Linked DNA regions of Homo sapiens: regions 2 and 3 are each linked to region 1. A link is a loop called in an ENCODE intact Hi-C map of the cell type or tissue named here. Cell type or tissue: mammary epithelial cell. All regions are shown on one strand. Each heading gives the region's core, and the rest is flanking DNA. Links, peaks and the distances in the headings are about the cores only.

Region 1 (4,314 bases), core at 912-3,411:
GGAGGGACACAAACATTCAAACCATATCAAATGAATATCCAAGTACCTTATTTTCCTTGGAGTGGTTGTAAATGGTACTGCATTTTGTTGTTGTTGTTTTTGTTTGTTCGTTTTTGTTTTGAGACAGGGTCTTGCTCTGTTGCCCAGGCTGGAGTGCAGTGGCACAATCTTAGCCCACTGCAGCCTCGACTTCCTGGGCTCAAGCTCTCCTCTCACCTCAGGCTTCTGAGTAGCTGGAACTACAGGCACACGCCACCATGCCAGTGAATTTTTGTATTTTTTGTAGAGACAGGGTTTCGTCATGTTGCCCAGGCTAGTGTTGAACTCCTGACCTCAAGTGTTTCACCTGCTTAGGCCTCCCAAAGTGCTTGGATTATAGATGTAAGCCACCGTGACCAGTGGTTCTGTGGACCAGTGGTTCTGTGTTTGAAAGTATGGGTTTTTTTTTTCTTTTTTTTTTTTTTTTTGAGACGGAGTTTCACTCTTTCGCCCAGGCTGGAGTGCAGTGGCATGAGCTCGACTAGTGCAACCTCCTCCTTCCGGTTTCAAGCGATTCTCCTGCCTCAGCCTCCAGAGTAGCTGGGATTGCAGGTGCCCGCCACCAAGCCTGGCTAATTTTTGTAATTTTTTTCTGTTTCCAAGACCATCTCTATTACTTCTGGGGACATATTTTTTATGTTTATTTATCTTTGTCTTTCATGAATAGTTTTTCCTCAAATATGTGGAGTCCCTTGGTTGACTAATCATATCTAACAATGAAGAGACAGGGAGGCTGAATGAGCTGGCTCTGCACACATTAAGCTAGTTGAATGGGTTTAATTGGCAAGGAGATGGGGAGGGAGCCAAATGCCATAAAGAGAAGGGCTTTACTCGGCACATACCTCTTTTCTAGCTGGCATATTGCCACCATGAAGGCCGAATCTTCCTGAGTGAAGCTCTGGAAACACTGTGTCTGAATCCCACACTTTTCATTACATGAGCCAGTACATCTCCATTTAAGCTAATTTGAGTCAAGTTCTCTTTTACTTAAAACCAAAAGCATTTTAACCTGCTTTAAATTTCCTTCACTTAACCTGAAATACATCTCTTTCCATATCAGATAGTGTCCAACAATTCCTTATGGCTAATGGTCCATGGAGAGTAAAAACAAAGCCAGATCTTTTGTTTTGTTTTTTCAAAAAAAAAAAACAAAAAAACAAAAAAACAGAGTTTTGCTCTGTCGCCCAGGCTGGAGTGCAGTAGTGCAATCTTGGCTCACTGCAACCTCCGCTGCCTGGGTTCAAGTGATTCTTCTGCCTTCTGAGTAGCTGGGATTATAGGCATGCACCACCACTGCTGGCTATTTTTATATTTTTAGTAGAGACGAGGTTTGGCCATGTTGGCCAGGCTGGTCTCGAACTCCTGACCTCAAGTGATCCGCCCGCCTTGGTCTCCCAAAGTGTTGGGATTACAGGCGTGAGCCATCGCACCTGGCCAGGATAGTTATTTTGAATTGTTTGCTAATCATTAATAGTCACTGTTTTAGGGCGGTGGAATTATGGGTGAAAAATTTCTACTCTCACTTTTCTGAAAAAGTGATAAAATGTTTTTGGAACTTTAAAAAACAAACGTGCTATATCATCTTTATATAAGTCCACTAAGCAGAGATTTTTTTAAAGCACCTGCAGTATGTAAGGCCCTATGGAGGAAGCAAAGTTGAATAAACCTCTGTTCCTAAAGAGGAGGAAAACACAGAAGGAATACACATGAAGGAGGGAGGGCCTGGTTGATTGTGAACTGAGTTGCGTATGGTCTTCTTTGCTTGACCCCAGCTAATGTAAAGATAAATCTCTGTATGATATTTAGATGTCATTAAAGTTGGATCTGTAAACGTGCTGAGCTTGAGAACAATTTCCATCCACTTATGTTAAGGTAAAATGTGAGCCTGCCAGTAAGTCATGTAGCTGCACACTCCCACCGCACGGTGGCGGCATACCTAAATGGAAGGAGCAGCTCCTAGTGTAAAGTCTCTGCAGGACTGAAGCTAGGGAAAAGAAGCAACAGTGATATCACCATAGGAAACAAACACCTTTACAAGTGTGGCAGTGGTTCAAGATGGCTGTCAGCAGAGTCCTCGAAGCACTTTCTTATTCTTATCCCACCACCTCAGTTGTCCCTACACAACTGTCTCCTCACAGTTCCCCTTTAAGAATACTTTATTATAATTATTTTATTTCATTTGTTGTCTTACTTGCCACCCCTACCGTTCTCGCTGTCAGAGACCACCGCAGGCTTTCTGACCTTTGGGACTTTAGTTTCATTTCCAGACTGTTCTTCCTTTTTCCTCCCCTTACCTATGAGAATTAGTTTCCCAGTTCAAATGCAAATTCCTTAGCCATCCTGCTGAAAATTGTTTTCCTCCACTCCTAAGCTCTTATGATGATAAACTTATTGTCATGAATACTAATTTGTAATTATATCTAGTAGCTTCCTGACATTGGTTTAATTACTGATCTGTGCTGTTTATTCATTCATTCCACAAGCATTGTGTCAGTAAAGTGCCAGGGAGCTGGGAACACAGAATGAACAAGATAAAATCCTAGACTTTGAGGTGCTCACCCTCTAGTGACAGATGACAGACAGTTATAAAATGATGTGATAAGGGCTGTAATAGAGGCATGAATAAGGAGTATTGAGCAGGGAGTGGTGAAAATGGGGAGGCTGGGCTGTCTATCTGGGAAAGTCCAGGTTTACACATGGGAGGTGATGATAAAGATGAGTCATGAAGGTCTCATCACAAGTTTTGGAGTTTGCCAGATAGAAGGAGGTGGGAATGTCATATCAGGCCACAAAAATAACAATTCATGAAAATACCACTAGTTCTTCAAACTGGAGTTCAGTAAGTTCAGGGCAAACCAGGTGTAGGATAGCTTCAGGCTTCCTCAGCTTGCCAACTAGATCTGATAGAGGTAGTTGGTTTTATTTGTGGTAATAAACTTGCCAAACTCTCTGGCTTGTCTGTGGCTGAGTTTTATTTGGTAGACACTGTGTCGAAATTTTGAATTAGTTGAACAGGAACTTTCACATAATTAAATCAAGTTTTCCAGTTTCTATCAGAAAATCAAAAGTTTTTTGACATCAAGCCCACCATCTCCATGGCAACAATTAGCTGGAGCCACTTTAGAAGGAGTCTGGCTGTCCCAGTTTGCTGTAGACCTTACCTCTCCCGGGCACTTATACCTACCTGGCCAGACACATTTAGTTGTGATATTTGCCTGACCTCTGTAGACAGCTGAATGTGACCTCTGTTTTGAGACATCTGGGGGCCCCAGTTACAGGAGTAAGCCAGGATTCTTTTTTTTTTCTTATTATACTTTAAGTTGTAGGGTGCATGTGCACAATGTGCAGGTTTGTTACATATGTATACAAGTGCCATGTTGGTGTGCTGCACCCATTAACTTGTCATTTACATTAAGTATATCTCCTAATGCTTTCCCTCCTCCCTCCCCCCATAAGTCAGGATTCTTAAGAAATCTGGTGCAGATCCCCTTTGTGGAGGTGATAATGAAGGGGAAGAAGGAAGGGGGAGCAGGAGTTGACCCAGCTGCTGAGGTTGGTTGTGTAGAGCGCCACCCAGAGGGGGATGGGTCAGAGCACAAAAAGAGAAACAGGCAGTAGTCCCTGTGGCTGGGGCCTACAGGAGGAACAGAGTGATGCATGAAGATGCCCAGGACCTATTCCTTGGACATTAATCCTGACCTGTGGGGGTAAGAGTGATAGGTCCACCCCTGACTGTCCTGGGAGCTGGGGCAAGAGTTCAAATGGAGATCCAGAGCCCATAGCCTGCTCCCTTTCTCTTCATATCCTCACCTCTGTCCCATAGAATAAAGTACACATGTGTGTGGACACCCGAGGCCATAAATCCAAGTTCTGTCCACAGCTTCCCTAGTTGCTGGCAAATAGCTGGCCCTTGGTCAATCGTTGAACCTGGGGGTATGTGCACTGCTACGTGGCCCACTCTCAGAAAGATAGACACAAGAACCAGGCCTGACCAGACTCTTAAACAAGTCTCAGAGCTGTTTTGGCAGGAAATTTTGGGGTCTAGGTACCCCAAATGTGTTCTAGAAGCTAGGTGTGGACTCTAGATGGGCACATCCCCTTGGGCTGGTAGACTCCTCATCCCCTATGGAGGGGCATAGTCAGAAGAGAGCCAGAGTCCTAGAGCCTTATAAATTCGAGGGCAAGGGCTGAAATATTGTCAGGAACAGGGATGCACTTGGGTTACTATGGGTAATGGGGTCTGCATTAGTGTGCTAGGCCTACTGTAACAGAGTA
Region 2 (4,314 bases), core at 1,067-3,566, 250 kb before region 1:
TCACCTGAGGTCAGGAGTTCGAGACCAGCCTGGCCAACATGGTGAAACACCATCCCTACTAAAAATACAAAAATTAGCCAGATGTGGTGGCATGCACCTGTAGTCCCAGCTGCTCAGAAGGCTGAGGCAGGAGAATTGCTTGAACCTGGAAGGCGGAGGTTGCAGTGAGCTGAGATTGTGTCACTGCACTCCAGCCTAGGCAAGAGAACGAGGCTCCATCTTAAAAAACAAACAAACAAACAAACAAACAAACAGAGATGACCAGCCCAAAGGTAATGAACAGACAAGGGAGTTGAAAGTTACCAAAGAGACACACGGATCAAGTCTGCAGAAGACAGAGCGTAGAGTCCTGGATTAGATGATAGAATCCAGATTCAATGAGGGCTCAGTTAGCTAGAATGTGAGTCCAAACTGACAAGAGGAAAATTTAAAGGAATACAATTTTACCTGCTTTTGCTTTTGGTATCACCATGCCATAGGCATTGATGGAAGACACTTGGCCTGGGAGCAATTTTATGTGAAAAATATCTTGGGGTTTCGATCAGACAACCCAAATGTAAGCCTGGACTGTTAATACAGGACTAAGGAGAATGGGATATAATGAATCTCTTGAACTCTTTTTTGTTTTTTTTTCCAGACAGGGTCTCACTCTGTTACCCAGGCTGGAGTGCAGTGGCCCGATCTTGGCTCACTGCAGCCTTGACTTCCCAGGCTCAAGGGATCTGCCTGCCTCGGCCTCCCAAAGTGCTGGGATTATAAGCATGAGCCACTGTGCTCGGCCTGGATTCCTTGAATACTACACTTCAGACTACACCTGGGATATTTGGGTCCTGGTCTGACTATAATGACTGAGATGAGATATGAGCAGAAGGTATACAGATCCTCTTTCCTGGTCACCCATTTCCCACATGCTGTTGAGCGTCAGCTGCTAACCCTCCTGAGAACTGCCCTTGCCCAAATGGGAACCACTTCACTCAGGAAGGTTTCCTCGAACACCCCTCACCCCCAGAGCCAATGACTGAGTGTCACAGTATACAAGACTGAACCCCTTGCCTCAAGGTGAGACTCACTCTGTAGCACCACTCAGGATCCAGAGCTCCCCGTGGCATCAGGCTGGGCTGGTCTCTGGCTAAACTGCATCCTTGCTTAGCTCCGCCCTCTTGCCCATCCTGTTTCCCTGGCTTCCCTACAGGTTTCCCCTGTGGCCACTCCCCAGTAAATCACTTGCACCAGCATCCCTGTCTCAGATCCTGGATGATGAATGAAGGCTCTGGGAATCATTCAGGGAGAGATAAAGAAGCTAAAATATTTAGGAAAAAAGATTTAGGGAAATATGATAAGCAGCTGCCTTCAATTTTTTTTTTTTTTTTAGAATTAGAGGGCTGGGTGCAGTGGCTCACACCAGTAATCCCAACACTTTGGGAGACCAAGGCAGGAGGATTGCTTGAGCCCAGGAGTTTAAGACCAGTTTGGGCAACATAGCTAGACCCTCTCTCTACAAAAAATAATTTTAAAAATCAGCCAGGCAGGACAGGTATGGTGGCTTACATCTGCAATCCCAGCACTTTGGAAGACTGAGGCAGATGGATTACTTAAGGTCAGGAGTTCAAGAATAGCCTGGGCAACATGGCGAAACCTCATCTCTACTAAAAATACGAAAATTAGCCAGCGTGTTGGTGCACGCTTGTAATCGCAGCTGCTTGGGAAGCTGAGACAGGAGAATCACTTGAACCTGGGAGCTGGAGGTTGCAGTGAGCCAATATTGTGCCACTGTACTCTAGCCTGGGTGACAGAGTGAGACTCTGTCTCAAAAATAATAATAATAATAATAAATTAGCCAGGCGTGGTGGCACACACCCATGGTCCTAACTACTTGAGAGGCTAGCTAGGAGCTAGCCCAGGAGTTTGAAGCTGCAGTGAACTATGATCACGCCATTGCACTCCAGCCTAGGCAACAGACCAAGATCCTGTCCCCACCCCCCCCCAAAAAAAATTAGAAAGTAGAAAAAGAATTGTATAGAAATGGAATAAAAGCAGAATTTGACTCAGTTTCAGAAAGAACTTTCTAATAAGCAAAGCTTTACACCATAGGTATAGCCTGTCTTGTAGAATAATTGGAAACCTGTCATCGGAAATATTTACACAGAATCCAGAGGACCTTCCTACATCATCTGGTGAGTCACTGGACTGACCAAAGGCACACTGTGAATGTTATTACTCCAAGTGGCCACAAGATGGCAGCAGCAGAGAACGTCCCACAGGTGATTAAGTAGAAAATTCTAGTTTCCAGAATTTTTTTTTTTTTTTTTTTTTTGAGACAGAGTCTCACTCTGTTGCCCAGGCTGGAGTGCAGTGGCACAGCCTCGGCTCACTGCAACCTCCACCTCCTGGGTTCAAGCGATTCTCCTGCCTCAGCCTCCCGAGTGGCTGGGATTACAGGCGCCCACGACCATGCCCCGCTAATTTTTGTATTTTTAGTAGAGATGGGGTTTCACTATGTTGGCCAGGCTGGCCTCGAACTCCTGGCCTCAGGTGATCCACCCGCCTCAGCTTCCCAAAGTGCTGGGATTACAGGCATGAGCCACTACGCCCAGCCGTTTCCACAAATTTGATTCCAAACTCTAACCATGATGATAGGTGTTATGTCCATTATTATAAGCCCTTATAGATTTATGATACACAAAACTGAGAAAGTAAAAACATTTCCCCCAAATTTGTATCTTACTATTAGAAAAAAAGGAAACTGAAGGCCGGGTGAGGTGGATCATGCCTGTAATCCCATCACTTTGGGAGGCTGAGGCAGGTGGATCACCTGAGGTCAGGAGTTCCAGACCAGCCTGGGCAACATGGCAAAACCGTCTCTCTACTAAAAATACAAAAATTAGCCAGGCATGGTGGTGCACACCTGTAATCCCAGCTACTCAGGGGGCTGAGGCAGGAAAATCGCTTGAACCCAGGAGGCGGAGGTTGCAGTGAGCCAATATTATACCACTGCACTTGGGCAACAGAGCAAGACTCTGTCTCAAAAAAAAAAAAAAAAAAAAAAAGAATCTCAGAGGTAGAAAGAGGTAAGCCCTGATCAGTGAGGTTTATCCTGATTCAGAGAAAATGTGCTTCTTACATTCTGATCATGATGCTACTTCCATCTGACTGCACAATTTCCAGGCCCAATCATTGTGTACCTTCCAAGAGAGGGAGTCTGTATTTGAAATAGCCTCAATAATGAGGCCACACATTAGGCTCAGCCTATGTTGGCTTATGGTTCTCACAGAAAAAATTATCCACACTGCTAGTCTTCTTCCTGCACCAACCTCAAAGTCTACAGAAAGATGTCCCAGCACTGGGAGCTTGAATAACACCTCTACTGGGGAACCGAAATATACCAGTGATTCAATGAAGCAGATTAATATCAGAGTTCTGTTTGCAACCCTGAGGCCAGTCAATCCTACCAGCCCTTGCCTCCATCTGTGGTAGCCAGCCTCCAAGATGGCCCCCTATGATCTTTTCCTCCTGATATCTATGCCCTTGTATCATCCCCATCACACTGAATCATGGCTAGTCTGTGTGAATGACAAGATATGTAGAAGTAATGGTGCATTTCTTCTAAGACTAGGCCATTAAAGACACTTGCAGCTTCTTCTGCCATTCTCTCTTGGATCATTCACTGTGGAGGAAACCAGCTGCCATATTGTGAGGACACTCAAGCAGCCCTATGGAGAGGTCCTCATGGGGAAGAACTGAGGCTTCCTGCCAATGGCCAGCAGTTTGCCAACCACATGAGGTCCTCTAGCCCCATTCAAGCCTTCAGATGGCCACAGCCCCAAGTAACATCATAAGAGACCCCAGGTCTAAACTGCCCAGATCTGCTTCTCCTGAATTCCTGACGCACTGAATCTGAGTTAATGTTTATTTTTGTTTTAAGCTACTATGTTGTTTTGTTTTGTTTGTTTTTGAGACAGGGTCTTGCTCCAGGCTAGAGTGCAGTGGCACAGTCTCGGCTCACTGCAACCTCCACCTCCTGGGTTCAAGTGATTCTCATGCCTCAGCCTCCCAGTGAGCTGGGATTACAGGCACTTGTCACCACACACAGCTAAATTTTTTGTATTTTTAATAGAGATGTGGTTTTGCTATGTTGGCCAGGCTGGTCTTGAACTCCTGCCCTCAAGTCATCTATCTGCCTCGGCCTCCCAAAGTACTGGGATTTACAGGTGTGAGCCACTGGGCCCGGCTTAAGCTACTAAGTTTTAAAGTAATTTGATATGCAGCAATAGGTAACTAATACAACACCCAAAATGCCACCATCCCTGACCATAT
Region 3 (4,314 bases), core at 1,067-3,566, 89 kb after region 1:
CTTCGTGAGGTTGTATAATGAGTAGGTCATTGTGGAATGCTTTTTGAGAGCTTGTGCATATCATCTCAGTTTCAGAATGGTTTCCATGATTTGAGAAACTCCAAGTAGCCAAACAGGTCAGTGAATTTTCAGGCTTTAAAATAATGGCAAAAGAAGAACCACTGGTTAGTGGTAGAGAATGGCTGACTTGTTTGATATATATATTTTTAAGAGACGGGGTTTCACTCTTGTCACCCAGGCTGGAGTGCAGTGGCACGATCTTGGCTCACTGCAACCTCCGCCTCCCCGGTTCAAGCGTTTCTCCTGCCTCAGCCTCCTGAGTAGCTGGGATTACAGGCGTGCACCACCACACCCAGCTAATTTTTGTATTATTAGTAGGGACGGGGTTTCAGCGTGTTGGCCAGGCTGGTCTTGATCTGCTGACCTCAGGTGATCGCCCACCTTCGCCTCCCAAAGTGCTGGGATTACAGATGTGAGCCACTGCACTCAGCCTGCAAATTTTATATTTTATTAATTTTAATCTCAGTTCTTAGAATACTGTGCATGTTCTATTTAGTGTTAAAGTCTTTGGCCTAAGTCATTCATGTTGGTTTAGTTTTTAAGGTTTTAGGTTTTTTTTTTTTTTTTTTTTTTTTTAGTTTCCTTGTATAATACAATCCTTGAATATCTGTTAATCCTAAAAATGCCTTGTCTTCTGAGGCAAGGTTCTTGCTCTCGCTTCTCTTCTCTTTCCTTCACCAGTTAAATGTGACCTGGGTTTGGAACCAAGAGAAGAGACTCAGTAGAATCTCAGTGTGTCCCCTTTTCACTCATTAGAATTCACCTGTACTTGCTTGGCAGAAAAGCATGCATGAGAGGACTGTGCATCGTTCCAAGCTTGCCATTTGGCTTACCAGGTAGCCTGTGATGGTAGTGGATGCAGTCAAGCCTAAAGCCTTCCGTACTCAATGGTAAACTTGTTGGACGTTTGATTTCTGTAAAGTTTTCCAGGCCACTGGTCACAAAGATTTTCTTGCCATGCTAGAGGAATATTGAAAGACTATAGAGAAACATGAGTGAAAGGAACTAGTAAAAAAAAATCTGTAAAGAGGAGAAGTTAATCAGGAAGGGCTGGCAAGGTGGAGTTGTATATTTCCCAAAGTATTCTAGGCAGTGGAACTCTCTCTCTCTCTCTCTCTTTTTTTTTTTTTTGAAACAGAGTTTTGCCCTTGTTGCCGAGGCTGGAGTGCAATGGCAGAATCTCTGCTCACTGCAACCTCCATCTCCCGGGTCCAAGCGATTCTCCTGCCTCAGCCTCCCACGTAGCTGGGATTACAGGCATGCATCACCATGCCCGGCTAATTTTGTATTTTTTGTAGAGATGGGGTTTCACTCTGTTGGTCAGACTGGTCTTCAAATCCTGACCTCAGGTGATCCACTCCCTTCAGCCTCCTAAAGTGCTGTGATTATAGGCGTGAGCCACCACTCCTGGCGCAGCAGTAGAACTTGTGGAAAAGCCTAAATAAAGCCTATGTGAACTCTATAGGTGATGATCTTTGAATGAAATTATATATTGAATATCACTGTTCCTTTATACATCCAGAGAGTTGTATAGAGTTACATGCATACATTTTGTTTCTAAGATTTTACTGATGGCACAAAGTTTAAAACCTAAGGTGGGGCTGGGGGATCTTTCTAGACTAGGTCCATGAAGTATAATTTTCCTAGATGATGGAAATGTCCTACACCTATTCTGTCTGATATGATAGCCACTCGTCACATGTGACTGTTGAGCAGTTGAAATGTGTGTGGCTCATGCATCTGAAGAACCAGAAATTTCATTTTATTTAATTAACTGTAATTTTATGTAAGTTAGTGGCCATGTATGGGATAATGTAGCTTTAGACTTTAGCTCCCAGAAGGTGTTTCTATCCAGAAAGTAGTTGAAGAGACTGGGAGAATCAAAGGAGGAGGCCCAGGGCCATGGGAATGAAGGAGGATCTACTTTGTTTTTATGGACCTTAATCCTTCCCCATCCTAATCCATTAAAGGGACAGATGGAAGCATTGTCTTTAGGAAGAGCTGCCGCTAGGGAGCTGTATCTGTGCCTAACATTTGTTTTTTGCATCTATGGTCCTGAGCACAATAACATTAGGATTTGAGTTGTTTTACATCCAGATGAATGAACATTCCAATTTACAGACCATGATGAAAGATACTTTCTCCCTTGACTCTTCCTCAAGTTTGCTGTACCCCATTTTGCTGATAACAGTGGTCCTTATCTCTTAGGATGGGGCTGCTTTTGGCATCTAGGTGAGAAATAAAGGGTCTTGCTAAAGATTTCTGCTGTTCTCTAAACCAGTGTTTCTCCATCTTAACATGTACATGAATTATTTGGGAGCCTGCTAAAATGCATGTTTTGATTCAGCAGGTTCAGGGCAGGACCTGAGATTCTGTATTTCTCACTAGCTGCCAGGGCAAGCCAGGGACCACTTTGAGGAGCAAGGCTTTAGTCCTAAATAGTCAAGATTACAGAATGGTCTTTATCCAGTTTTCATAGCCACCACCAGATGGCAGCATGTCCACTTTCTCTACCTGATGTTGCTGCTCAGCTCTTTCCTTGGGACCAAGAAGCGCAAGATTGGAGCCTTTGTTTTTCTCACAGTTGTTTGTGATCTTCTCTCTGATTTACTAGTTCTTGGCCTTTTCGAGTCAGCTTACATCAGGCCTCTGAATCCTTATCTTTCTGGTCCTCCAGTGGGGAGCCAGCTGCTTTCTGCTGTGCTCAGCACCAGGACAGTGCCTGTTTTCAGTATATGCAGGCATAGGGTATTGACTTAAAGGATGTCTGTCATACTTCTTCCTTTTTATAAAACCAATCTTTTTATATACTTAGAAAATTTATGAAATGTAGAAAAGAAACTATTAATTATCTGTAATTGTACCTGCCAGAAAAAAATTAATGTGTTTGTGATTTGGTCATTTAGTCTTATTCCATGCATTTTTAGTTATATATTTATATTTTCTTTTATAAAATGTGATGAGAATGTAAATTTAAATTGATAAAAATGTATGTAATAAAACCTAACACTTTTGCTTTTTAAACCTTATAAAAAGATTTTGGACAAAAATGAAATCTCCTTTTGAAATAATTTATTTCTATTTTCTATTACTTCTGACTATGGTTGCAACTTCAGAAGAGCTTTTTAATTTTTAATTTCAAATCTGTGTATATACACAGTAAGTCATCACTTAACATTATTAACAGGTTCTTGGAAACTGACTTTAAGCAAAATGATGTATAACAAAACCAGTTTTACGGTAGGTTAATTGATAACAAACAAGAGTTAAGTTCCTAAGGCATAGTTTTGGTCACAAAAACATCACCAGACTTCTAAATAAAGATCTAATATTAAACATGGAAATAAATGTGAGCTATATATACATTTAAGAAAGGTTAATAAAAACAAGTAAGATAATTATTTACCGAGTTATTCCAGTTCAGTGTTGAAGGTGGCCAGTTTATTCCGGCAGCTTAGGGAGCCAAGTGGGAGCCAGCCCTCCACAGGATTCCATTCAATTGCAGGGCTCACTCACACACATCCGCACTCACTCAGACTGGGACAACTGAGACATGTGAGTTCACCTATCGTACACATCTTTGGGGTGTGGGAGGAAACCTGAGTACTTAGAGAAAATCCATGCAAAGATGGGAAGAACGTGCAAACTCCACACAGTGTCCCCGGTGGGGACCAAATTTGTTTTCTCATCGATGTTATAATGAAATTCTGTTGAAAGGAATGTTATTTGAGGACCTGCTATATTTGCTAAATGTGATCATTGTTGAAAATTTGTAAAAGTATAGTTTTATATAAAAGCAAATTTATTGTAATTGCATGTTAGCACATTTTTATTCAGTCTTTTGTTGTTCAGTACTTACGTAGTCATCTTTTAAAAAACTCTTGATTATAATGCATAAGCAACTTTGTTTCCTGATGTTTCTTTTGACTCTTTAAGCTTATAGGAAATTTAGAAACAAAATCAGAAAAGATCAGTGAAGTAAACAAGTCACCCACAGCCCTCCTGCCAAGGGATACCATTTGTCAGTATTTAGCAACTTTCCATCTGTATCATTCTCTGATTTCTTTCCTGATGTTTGAATCTTTCGCTCATCTATAACTGCCTTCTTAACAAGTCTGAACCATGTAATCATGTATTTATTATGCAGCTGCATCTAATTGTGTCTTTTGTTGAGCTTAGTATGTTTCTGTTCATTTTCATGTGAGTTTTTTACTAAACTTACTTTCCTGGGGGAAGAATGATGTTTTTGCAAAG

Evidence for each region. Peaks named below come from ENCODE experiments on the same cell type or tissue, not always from the same donor. Only the 100,000 strongest peaks of a DNase experiment are listed, where the experiment ranks them.
Region 2: it touches region 1 in a loop (15-fold over the local background); 4 of 110 quality-filtered maps call a loop at or near these places.
Region 3: a loop joins it to region 1, with 15 times the contacts of the local background. A loop is called at or near these places in 21 of 110 quality-filtered maps.

Annotation. Positions count from the first base shown.
Region 1 is chr3:36,956,546-36,960,859 of GRCh38, reverse strand. No RefSeq gene overlaps it. Among named protein-coding and RNA genes, the nearest start is that of TRANK1, 14 kb to the right of the region's middle. In mammary epithelial cell, for the core only: a CTCF peak has its summit at 1,970; DNase peaks (open chromatin) are centred at 1,989 and 2,799; H3K4me3 peaks cover 515 bases; H3K27ac peaks cover 1,483 bases.
Region 2 is chr3:37,211,102-37,215,415 of GRCh38, reverse strand. No RefSeq gene overlaps it. Among named protein-coding and RNA genes, the nearest start is that of GOLGA4, 30 kb to the left of the region's middle. In mammary epithelial cell, for the core only: a CTCF peak has its summit at 2,228 (motif pointing right); a DNase peak (open chromatin) is centred at 2,205.
Region 3 is chr3:36,867,285-36,871,598 of GRCh38, reverse strand. All of the region lies in intron 9 of TRANK1 (tetratricopeptide repeat and ankyrin repeat containing 1), which reads left to right. Among named protein-coding and RNA genes, the nearest start is that of LINC02033, 47 kb to the right of the region's middle. RefSeq lists an enhancer at 2,438-2,497. In mammary epithelial cell, for the core only: a CTCF peak has its summit at 2,566 (motif pointing right); no DNase peak of the experiment used is centred there.